Linked DNA regions of Homo sapiens: region 2 is linked to region 1. The links are chromatin contacts, found by Hi-C or POLR2A ChIA-PET in ENCODE. All regions are on one chromosome and are shown on one strand. The core of a region is the stretch at or near the end of the contact, and the rest is flanking DNA. Distances in the headings are between cores, read along the strand shown. Region 1 overlaps PHACTR2 (phosphatase and actin regulator 2). Region 2 overlaps PHACTR2 (phosphatase and actin regulator 2).

What was found. A loop is a pair of places that touch in the nucleus more often than their neighbours do. ChIA-PET counts read pairs that join two places held with the same protein, here RNA polymerase II (POLR2A). Pooled maps may share reads with other maps.
Region 2: a loop to region 1 is called in a map of endothelial cell of umbilical vein, with 6 times the contacts of the local background. The contact joins two enhancer-like sites. A Hi-C loop is called at or near these places in 1 of 168 maps with a recorded cell type or tissue (endothelial cell of umbilical vein) and 1 of 50 pooled maps. POLR2A ChIA-PET finds 5 or more read pairs at or near these places in 1 of 52 experiments (H1).

What each region holds. Positions count from the first base shown.
Region 1 is chr6:143,699,823-143,705,408 of GRCh38, forward strand. All of the region lies in intron 1 of PHACTR2 (phosphatase and actin regulator 2), which reads left to right. Among named protein-coding and RNA genes, the nearest start is that of PHACTR2, 25 kb to the left of the region's middle. Within about 2 kb of position 1,372, at least 4 of the 41 ENCODE cell types and tissues checked have a DNase peak (open chromatin) inside an H3K27ac peak, as active enhancers do; they include endothelial cell of umbilical vein, where a contact is called at or near this core.
Region 2 is chr6:143,819,759-143,825,986 of GRCh38, forward strand. It overlaps PHACTR2 (phosphatase and actin regulator 2), which reads left to right. Exons shown (of 13, transcript NM_001100164.2): 13 at 3,916-6,228. The coding sequence ends at 3,931. Among named protein-coding and RNA genes, the nearest start is that of LTV1, 20 kb to the right of the region's middle. Within about 2 kb of position 3,191, at least 3 of the 41 ENCODE cell types and tissues checked have a DNase peak (open chromatin) inside an H3K27ac peak, as active enhancers do; they include endothelial cell of umbilical vein, where a contact is called at or near this core.

The DNA.
Region 1 (5,586 bases), core at 122-2,621:
TGCCTGGGTTGCTGCAGTCATCTCTTAACTGAGCTATAAGGACGTAAATCTGGGAGCCTTGGGGACTCCGTATGACTAATTGACATAAATTCTTCTCCATGGGATGGATCTCCCAGCATCCTGTTTTCCATAGTACATGCCTGCAGGTTTCATGTCTGCCTTGGGGAGATTGTCCGGGATACTACATGTGGCCACGGTCTCTCCACAGATACCGGCCTTGGGGACCCTGTATGACTGCCAGGAGGCTCTTGGACATAGAGAGAACGTTAGTCACATTATATATATTCTCTGGGCTTTTATTTATCCACCAGCCTTTCGACTTAAATATATTGGTCTAGATTTAATGTGTTATTTTAATAATATTTGTGTTACATTCATCCTCAATGGGAATTTTTTCATAATTTTGTCTGAAACAAAATTTAGCCCCTTACTTAAAAACTGTGATATTTCAGCCAGGCGCGGTGGCTCATGCCTGTAAACCAAACACTTTGGGAGGCTGAGGTGGGCGGATCACTTGAGCTTAGGAGTTTGAGACTGGCCTGGCCAACATGGTGAAACCGCGTCTCTACTAAAAATACAGAAATTAGCAAGGCATGGTGGCATGCACCTGTAATCCCAGCTACTCGGGAGGCTGAGGCAAGAGAATCACTTGGACCCAGGAGCCGGAGGTTGCAGTGAGCTGAGATCTCACCACTGCACTCCATCTGGGTGACAGAACGAGACTCCATTGATTGGGGGCAGTGGGGAGGGGGGGCGAGAGGAGAACTGTGATATTTCAGTATATTTTATTTCACAAATTATATATAAGGTCTACCAGCTTCTCCCCTAAAGTTCTGTGCTGACGCACATTCCCAGCATGAACAGGGTGATCATTATCCTATCATGGATGAGTTGAAATTCTTTCACTTGGCAGATTGTCCATTGGGGATATATCAGCTTTTTCTTCCTTTTCACAAACACAGCACACACTCTACACACCATGACCTGCTCCACTTCAGACTCCGGGAGTTGTTGTATATGACTAACATCTACGGGGAACAAGATAGGTTGTTGGTTGATTCCTGTCACGTTTTTCCTCTCTGTAGCGACATCTTGCTATTCCTAAGCAGTCATCCTATCTGTTCATAGAGACAACCCTTCCCTTGTAGCGATAACAGTGGCATTCAAAACGTAAAATGCTTTTATTTACATTAAAATTGATTTTTCCATTAGCAAAGTGGCCCTTTGCCTACTCAATCAGAATTTCTGTAAACCCCAAATAAGAGCGACTTTATTTAATCTGTTAAATATCCTGTAGCAAGTCTAGGGGATGTTGTTCATGTCAGTGAATCAGGATGTCATGCAGCTGCACAAACATATTCGTTCTGCAGGCCTGTTGGCCACAAGTTTAAACTCTGGAATTCTCTGTCAGTGCTTGCAGGCAGATGGAAGTCTTTAGTAGCTTTTCCCTCTGGGAGTTTAAAAATAATGTCTGCCTCTGTTAAAAAAACAAGTTTAAAAATTGATAGTATCAAACTTCTAAAATTAATATTATGATAAATAAGGATTCTGTACAATCAAATTACTTTAGTCAGTATAAAGTATAGAGTACACTGCCTGCCGCCAGCGTGAAATTAACCGTGATGACACTGGGCATTGTTTTAGACAGCAAAACAGTACCTACCCTAACTCCTTGGATTAGCCCAATAAGTGGCTGGGAGTTGAATTGAGTTACTACTCATTAGGGTTTATCTCTTGCCTTATCTTAAAATAAAAATCCACTCCCACCCACTACCCTCCTCCCCATTTTTGTACAGGGAATACTTGGGAGGTAAACTCCCTGAGTTTAAATCCTGCTTACCAGCTGTGGGATCTTGCTAGTTGCTTGGTCTCTCAGCCTCAACTTCCTCATCTATAAAATGGGAATACTAATAGCAACTACTTCGCAGGGTTGTAGTAATGATGAAAGAGGCAGTATTGATAAAGCACTTAGAACAGGTCCTTTTTTTAGCATAATAAAATATCAAGTAATAGAATAGGTCTTAATGTGACCTACAAGACTGATACACTCAGCACAAAGCAATATGAAGTCATAGAATTTTTAAAGTTGGAAAGGAGCCTAGAGATCATTTAACCTAGTCTCCTAATTTCAGCAATGAAAAATTGGGATCCTAGCACAAGGTCACAGGGCTGATTAAGTAGCAGAGTTGGAACTAGGCTCCAACTCTCTTCTTGGCTTACAGTTTACCATCCCAGTTGGGTGGTCAAAACCCAGAACAATAACACAGATTTATTGCTTGTCCTGATTGTGCAATGTCTTCTTTGCTTTTTTTTTTTTTTTTTTTTTTGAGAAGGGATTGCAGTGGCATGATCTTGGCTCACTGCAACCTCCGCCTTCCTGGTTCAAGCGATCCTCCTGCCTCAGCCTCCAGAGTAGCTGGGACTACAGGTGCGCACCACGACAGCTAGCTAATTTTTTGTATTTTTAGTAGAGATGAGGTTTCACCATGTTGGCCGGGATGGTCTCGATCTCTTGACCTTGTGATCTGCCCGCCTCGTCCTCCCAAAGTGCTGGGATTACAGGCGTGAGCCACGGCACCCAGCCTGCTTTTTTGTTTTTTACAAATAGTCTTACTGCTATTTTAGAGCTACTAGGAGTGTTGCTGGTTCACCATGAGTTTAGCTATCATATGCCAATGGAGACAGCCTGGTATAGTGGGAAATAAGCCTGGATCAGGAATCAGGTGACCTAGACTCTTATCTCTTTCACTAGTTAACAATTTGGGAAGCCAGATAGCCTTCCTGGCTCCCAGTTTCCTTATATATAGGGCTTTAATATATAGCATAATGTGAAAGTACTAAACATGATAGTTGTCCCATGGTGGATAACACTGTAACCCAGTGCTTTTATAAATTACATTGCTCAGAACTACTGAGTGCTCTAATATGCATTGTAAGAATATATATACAACTTTTTTTTTTTTTTTTTTTTTTTTTTACAGAAAATAAACTACTGCTCTACCTTTAATCTTGCTTCGGTGAAATTCTAATTTATCATGGCTTCAGGGCAACATCAAAAGATGGTAGAGAAGTAGATTAGCTTTCCCAGAAACCAAGTAAGGGAAAAAAGTTTATAGATGAATCTCACAGACATTCAGTGAAAGAAATACAAAAGATTATATTGTGTAATTCCACTAAGTTAAAGTTCAAGAAGTGATAAAACAGGCCAGGGCACAGTGGCTAACACCTGTAATCCCAGCACTTTGGGAGGCCCAGGCAGGTGGATCACTTGAGTCCAGGAGTTTGAGACCAGCCTGGACAACATGGTAAAACCCTGTCTCTACAAAAAATTACTAAAAAAAAAAAAAAAAAAAAAGAACAGGTAACACAAATCAATGCTGCTGGAAGTCAAAATAGTGGTTATCTGGGGGAATAGAGGTGAGAGGGTGGTATTGATTTGGAAGAAGCATAAGGAGGATTTCTGGGGCTTTGGAATGATTGACACTTTGGTCTGAATGTGATTGTGAGTGCAATATCATTTACATTCTGTCTGTATGCCTCGAAAAAATCTTTTTGGAAAATCTCCATAGTATTAATTTTAATGACTGTGGGAACAACTGATCTTATCCCAACTGCCTTTAGATAACTTTGTAGTTTCTTTCAAGTGATGGGGGAATGGAAATTGGCAAATTGGGAGGCATGTATGAATAGCAGGGTTACGAGCAATCTTCCTCCAGAGCGACTAAAATCCTTTCAATACATTCTAATATAGTAATGTTTTCACATTCTGTTCTTTTTCTTTAAATTTAATTTCTTGCTTACATTCTGTTCTTTTACTCTTAGGGATTTAAAAAGATGATGGCAAAATAATTTTTCAAATACTTTTGCCATGATTATTACCTTAATGCCGATTATTTTTAAAGGAACCATCAGCTGATAAAAAGCAATTTTCTTCTGAGCCAAGATCTTTTCTAACTCTAAAATTCTATTATTTTCAGATTTTTAAGTGAGGGAATACATTTATATATAGAAAGTTCAAAAATAATCTAAAATTTTAGATTATTTAGATATTTAGATCGTTTCTTTAAAAATTTTTACATTTAACCATTTCACATGTTCAAGGACATGACTATAAATTTGTTTTAATTTTTTCCCATAAATATGTATCATATGTCTCTGATGAACACAGTACTGATAATGAGAAAATTTTTCTTGGCATTACTTTAAAAGGTCAGCCAGCCTTGATTTATTCACTTCATGGTAAGTCCATCATGGGTGTGTGTGTGTGTGTGTCTGTGTGTGTGTGTGTGTGTGTGTGTGTGGTGGAGGGATGTTTGGAATCTCTTCTTTGTGTATTGTTTACACAGTAACTGTGGATGTATACCTCCTGATGCGTGCTGGAGCTGGGCCCATTGTCTACCATTTTGCAAGGTGTTGAATACTACTTACCTTATCTGGATCCATCATGTGCTAAAAAGTGTTGAAACAGCCATTTAAATGTTCTCTTACTTATAGAATACTGGGAATGGAAGTATTAGTAAAGGGAGAATTTTGGAGAGAAAGATGGCCAAGTCTGAAGTATATTACTTTCCAAAACTCTTTCAGCTGAAATCTTTACTGTTGGTAAAAGACAGTAGGCACCGAGGCCCCTTCGAGCGGACTTCCTCACTCCTAAGAAAAAAATCTTTATCCTCATTTACCTCCATGATAGCGAATGCCACATTTTAAAATATAAACTTGATTTTAGAATAGTTTTAGATTCGCAGAAAAGCTGAAAAAATGGTACAGAGAGATCTTATATCAGCATGATACATTTGTTACAACCAAGGAACAAACACTGATACTATTCCTGTTAACTAAACTCTACAGTTCATTAGGATTTCAGTAGTTTTTCCCTAATGTCGTCTTTTTTTTGTTCCAGGATGCATTCAGGATGCCATGTTACATGTAGCAGTGGTGTCTCCTTAGGCTTCTCTGGTCTGACAGTTTCTCAGACCTTCCTTGTTTTGAATGACCTTGGCAGTTTTGTTTTTGTTTTTGTCTTTGAGATGGGATCTCGCTCAGTTGCCCAGGCTGGAGTGCAGTGGCGCGATCTCGGCTCACTGCAACCTCTGCCTCCTGGGTTCAAGGATCCTCCTGCCTCAGCCTCCCGAGTAGCGGGACTACACACACGCTCCACCATGCCCGGATAATGTTTTGCATTTTTAGTAGAGACAGGGTTTCACTGTGTTAGCCAGATGGTCTCCATCTCCTGACCTTGTGATCTGCCTGCCTCGGCCTCCCAAATTGCTGGGATTACAGGCGTGAGCCACCGCGCCCGGCCTTGTTTTATTTTTGAGACAAGTCTCGCTCTGTAGCCCAGGCTGGAGTAAAGTGGCGCGATCTTGGCTCACTGCAGCCTCCACTTGCTGAGTTCAAGTGATTCTCCTGCCTCAGCCTCCCAAGTAGCTGAGATTACAAGCGCCTGCTACAAAGTCTGGCTAATTTTTGCATTTTTTTTTTTTTTTTTTTGAGACGGAGTCTTGCTCTGTAGCCCAGGCTGGAGTGCAGTGGCGCAATCTTGGTTCACTGCAAGCTCTGCCTCCCGGGTTCACGCCATTCTCCTGC
Region 2 (6,228 bases), core at 1,941-4,440, 120 kb after region 1:
ACTGAGGGAAGATCTTCCCTACCTAGTCCACTCAGACTCACAAGCCAGTCCCTGAAAACACCCTCACAGACTGTATTAGGCCATTCTTGACTGCTATAAAGAAATACCTGAGACTAGGTAATTTATAAGAAAACAGGTTTAATTGGCTCACAGTTCTGCAGGCTGTACAGGAAGCATAGCAGCATCTGCTTCTGGGGAGGCCTCAGAAAGCCTCCAATCACGGCAGAAAGCGAAGGGGGAGCAGGCACATCACATGGCAAGAATGGGAGAAAGAGTGGAGGAGAAGTGCCCCACACTTTTAAACCAGACCTCGTGAGAAGTCACTCACCATCACAAAGACAGTACCAAGCCATAGGGATCCACCCCCAGGACCCAAACACCTCCCAGCCCCACCTCCAGCATTGGGGATTATATTCCAACATGAGATTTGGCAGGGACAAATATCCAAACTGTATCATTTTGACCCTGGCTGCTCCCAAATCTCATGTCCTTCTCACATTTCAAAATGCTTTCCCAAAAGTCCCCCAAAGTCTTAATTCATTCCAGCATTAACTCAAAAGTTCAAAATCTCATCTGAAAAAAGGCAAATCCTTTCCACCTATGATCCTGTAAAATAAAAAACAAGTAAGTTATTTCCAAGATATGGTGGAGATCTATACTGGGTAAACATTCCCGTTCCCAAAGGGAGAAATCAGACAAAAGAAGGTGGCTACAGGCCCCATGCAAGTTCAAAACCCAACAAGGCAGTTGTTAAATCATAAAGCTCCAAAATAATCTCCTCTGACTCCATGTCCCATGTCCTGGGTACTCTGGTGTAAGTGGGCAGCTCTACCCCTGTGGATTTGCAAGGTGCAGCCCCCAGGCTGATCTCACAGGCTGGCGTTGAATGTCTGTGGCTTTTCCAGGCACAGGGTGCAAGCTGCCAGTGGATCTACCATTCTGGGGTCTGGAGGACAGTGACTTCCTTTTCACAGTTCCACTAGGCAATGCCCCAGCAGAGACCCTTTGTGGAATCCCCAACTCCTCATTTCCCTTCCACACTGCCCTAGTAGAGGTTCTCTGTGGGGGCTGTGCCCTTCCAGTAGGCTTCTGCCTGGACACCCAGGCTTTTCCATGTATCCCCTGAAATCTAGGTGGAGTGTCTGAAGCTTCCATCACTTTTGCATTCTGTGCATCTGCAGGCTTAACATCATGTAGAAGCTGTCAAGGCTTTCAGCTTGCACCCTCTGAAGCAGAAGCCTGAGCTGTATCTGGGGCCCTTTGCGCCAAGGCTGGAGCCAAAGTGGCTGGGATGCAGGGAACAATGTCCTGAGGCTGCACGAGGCAGCAGGGCCCTTGACCTGGCCCTCGAAAAAGTGAAAGAGTGATGTTGCCTCTGTGTATCAAATGCAGGCATGGCGGTCCTCACATCTGCCCAAGGTTACAGTCAGGGATAGACTAAGAACAGAACTCAAAGTGGACACATTCCTGCTTTAGTAATAAATTGCCTACCAGTTTTGTAAAGCTTGGTATATCTTATTTTTCTTTTGACTTTTGTCAAACACAGAAGTAATATAAGTCCCTCGTATCCAACTAGCAGCTCCTCAGTTATCAATTCGTGGCCCATCTCATTTCACCTGCTCTTATTTTTTAGTTTTTCATTTTGTAATGCTTGTATTCAACACAGTGACGTTTAGTAAGTACTATCACGTGCCGGAGATTGTATTCAATGAGTATGTAAAAATGGATAAGAAAGTTTCCTTCCTCAGCTTCTCATGATCCAATAGCAAAGGCACATGTATCCAAAGATTATATAATGTAAGCAATAACTGGCATAAGCCAAAGGTTATGGGAACACAGGAAAGAGAGCAATTAGTGCTTCCCTGAGCAGTGGAGAAAAGAGTTTGGAGAACTCACAGAGTGAGACTGCATAAAGCGCAGATGGTAAGAGAGATAAAGGTAGAAGAAAGAGTAGGCCAGGTGTGGTGGATCAAACCTGTAATCGCAGCACGCTGGGAGGCCGAGGACAGATTGCTTGAGTGCAGGAGTTTGAGAACAGCCTGAGCAACATAGCAAAACCCCATTTCTACTAAAAATACAAATATTAGCTGGGCATGGTGGTGCATGCTTGTAGTTTCAGCTACTTGGATGCTGAGGTGGGAGAATCACCTGAGCCCAGGAGGTTGAAGCTGCAGTGAGCTGAGATCGCACCACTGCACTCCAGCCTGGGCAATAGGAGTGAAACCCTGTCCCCCTCTGGAGCTCCCCCCAACCCACCCTGCAAAAAGTAGGTAGAGGAAAGGGCATTAGCGCAAAAGCCTTTTTGGGGCAAGTGATTGAAATGGAGAGTATTTGGAAGCAGTGATAGAGATATAGCTAGAACCATGAGTTGGGCCACTTTCTGAAAAGCCTTACTTGCTACTCCAGGAACTTTAAATTTTATTTTGTTGGCTTTCTTATTTTAATTTTGTTAAGGGACAGGGTCTTACTATGTGCCCAGACTTGTCTTGAACTCCTGGACTCAAGGCTGTCCTCCCACCTCAACCTCCCAAGCAGCTGGGATTACAGGTGTATGCTACCATGCCCAGCTTAAATTTTATTTTGTAGGTAATGGGGAACAATACGATCCTTTTGAGAAAGAACTGGGTTGGGCGCAGTGGCTCGTACCTGTAATCACAGCACTGTGGAAGGCAAAGGTGGGCAAATCGCTTGAGACCAGGAGTTCAAGACCAGCCTAGGTAACATAGCGAGACCCCCATATCTAATTAAAAATAAAAAAAGATTTTAAAAACCCCAAGAACTGAAATGATGGAACCAGTATTTTTAAGGATAGTGTGAGCAACAGTGAGGAGCATAGATTTGATGGAGAGAGCCTGGGACAGGGAAACCAATTAGGAGACTGGCTGACCAGAGCAGATGAGCATTCGACTGTAGAAGACAGAGTGAAATGCTAGGCAGAGTTGCATAAATGTGGAATTGCAGAAGTAGGCTGAAGAGCTTGATCACTTAAGGCTTTATGGAGAAGATAACTTTTGACCTTGATCTTGAAAATGAAAACATAGATAGGAAATGAAGGGAAGGAATTGCAGTATTAGTGAACAGCATGTTCAAAAGCACCGGGCTACAAAAATGCAAGGAATGTTCAGGAACTCACAAGGAGGGAAAGGAAGCCAGCTGGCTGGCTAACAAGCATACCGTAAAAGTAGTGCCAGCAAAAGATGGAACTTTAATGATTCCAAGACAGGCAGTTGAGGCAGGACTTGGTGACTAATAGGAAATGCTGGATGAGGGAGAGAAATGAATTGCTAATCTGAGGTTTCTAGACCAAAAATATTTTTAAAGATAGAATATTAAATAAGACAAAGTGCAAAGGCAGGTTAACAAGGAAAGCTTTGTATAGTTGTGGACATGCTTAGTATATACCTGTGGAACATCTGGGGGGAAGCGCCCTGTGGGCTTTTGGAAATTCAAGTGTAGAAAGTAGATTTGGAGTCGTCAGCAGGAGATGATGAGAGGCTGAAGCTAATGAAAAAGTGTCTATTTGTTACTGTGCTTTTATAATACAGACGAGGTGTACCAAAATCCCTTTGTGAAACATCTCCCTCTGCTTGATAAAGGTTAGAGCACGATGCTCAAGAATAGTGATGTTTTCTGTCTTGGTTGCTGTGTAACTTGAATACTATAACCAGCATCTTTTATATAAGGTTTCCTTATATGCTTATATGTAAACATATATATAAGGAAAGCGTTTATATATGCTTTCCTTAATAATATTTGTAACAGTATTTTGTTATGACAGAAATTTGTAAACAGTAATTCAGTTGGGGGATATCTGGGGTACCTTTTCATTGTAAACATGACCACGCCTTATTCAGCTCACTGCATGCAGAATGTGCTCCTAGGCCACAGGCTTATAGTTTCTATTTCTTACTCCAGGTTTCATCGTCCATAACGAAGAGTGAGACTATTTGGAAACAGAGACTGATCATCTTTGGGGGAAGCCCTGCTTCCTGAAAACCTGATATTGCACTGGGATTTGAATGTGTGTGTTTCCGTTTAACTTGTGGTGAAGGAAGTGTGTGACTCAGCTTGGCTGGGAAGTGCTCCTCACCTGTGTGGCCCAGATGGCTCCAACAAGCAAAAGGAAGGATGCAGTGACTCTTGCTGCCCAGAATGCACAGCGATGGTAAGAGACACCGTGGATATTCTTCATCAGAAGCTTTAATCAAAGAAGATGAGCAGAAGACAATCACTGGCTCCCTGTTACCAGAAAGCCAAATTTTATAATGCGGGTGAAAGAAAAATATAGATTAAAATTGCTGGGCACTGAAAAGGGGTGGGAGTTGGAAATCAGAAAGAAAGAGAAATATTTCATTATGTTAATGAAGAAAAGAGAAAATTGAAGCATAAATGTATTTTTGAAGTAGTTATTCGGTAGCTGAGAACTTATTAAGGGATTTAGGAATTTAACCTCCTGATGTGGATTCCTCAAAGACTTGATCGGAGAATACTCTTGTTTCACCATTATGTTGGTACAGTATAGTACCATTATTTTATGTTGTGCCAGTGAATCCAGTTGCCAGAAATAAGTCTGAATGTTTTCATGCATCTTTTTCTTAAATGCAAGAGCTTCTACTGACTCTTAACAAGCATGCTTACCCAAATTTTGTTGCATGCTTTTAAGTAGCATTAGCTATGCACACTTGACATTTTTAAATATCCCTTTCCTAGTGTACCAGCCTTCACAGGATAAGAGGACTGGGAATAAAGTCAGATGTAATGTGACCCTAGAAAACTGTAGCAAGCTTCAGAAATAAATCTTTTGATCTTTCCCTATCTTGATTAGATCCAAAGTCAAAGCAACCATACTTCACCTAGAGAAGACAGTATTGGCAATCATGACACCTGTAATAAAAACTTGAATCCAAAGTCAAAACTTAAGCAAGATACAAATGTGCTGCCTGCAGTTAGTCCTGCATGGGAATAAGGACTAGTTATTTTTTTAGTGCTGCATTTTTTTAAAGTTGGATTGCTGCTATTTAAAAAAAAAAAAAGGACACAGATCAAAAAAACACCCAAAGGCTTAACAGAACATGGAAAGTTCCCACTAAGTTGTGTGTGAGGAAATCCTCATCTTGTATTTTAAGAATCTGCAGATGGCATCCATAGATACAGTACAGTATTTACTGTCAATGCAAAAGAATCAGTGAGGTTAAAGTAGTGGAAGTTTTCCCTATGAGCCTACAGTCTGTATTGTTTACATTAAGAAACTCTCTATTATTGTGTTGCTATTTTCCATGGAGTCACAGGCACACTATGACTTCTGCTCCCAAATACATATGACCATATGTAAATACCACCTTGCATTTCATTGTTCTTCACAAGTGCTTTGTGCCCCTTTAATTAAAAACACATGAAATGAATAACAAAACAAGACCCAAATAGAGTTTATTTTATTCTCAGAGTTTGGACTACAATTTTCTAAGATGTTTCTGGTTCAAGACTGTCATTTTCTATTTCAACCGAAAAGTAAGCATTTAACCCGGTGAATAAATGTAGATCCTGCCATTCATTGGTATTTTAAAGAACCACTTGAAATCGGATCATTTTATTTAAAAATAAAAAATGTTAATGCCAGTTGGCCTACTATAAAAAGCCAGGACCATGTTAGAATTAGGAAAAGTAACCAGCATTACTGCACCTCTTGTTAGACTCTGTGCATTAATAAAACACACCTAGAGTCTGTTGTCATTTCACTAATAGGATAAGACAAATTTTTTGCTTTGAAAAAATTTTTCTGCATGCCCAGGTGTCTGTCTCTGGCTGAGGTTTTGTCTATTTTACAGTGTTTCAATCCAGCCATAAAAATTAACTTGTGATTTTTTTTTTCCCAAAGTCATGCTTTTCCTTAATTATATTTTTATTTTATTATTTTAGTGTCTTGAGAAAAATACCAAGAGATATAATGTTTCTTTTAATTGTCTATGCTTAATCATCTTTAAACACTTTTTAAATTTCTAACCACAAGACCTCTCTATAATGGTAAATGTAAGACATCACCATTTTATCACTCAAAGTATGTTATTGAAAGTTTCTATTTGGTTGATAAAAGGAACAATTTTTTCCCACTTTTGATGCCTGTGATGCAATTTTTTATTGCCTACAATGAGATACACTTAGTACAAAAAATGAAAATCTGGTATTTCAAAATTGCATTTCTTGTATAATAGGTCAGATTTATTAACTACT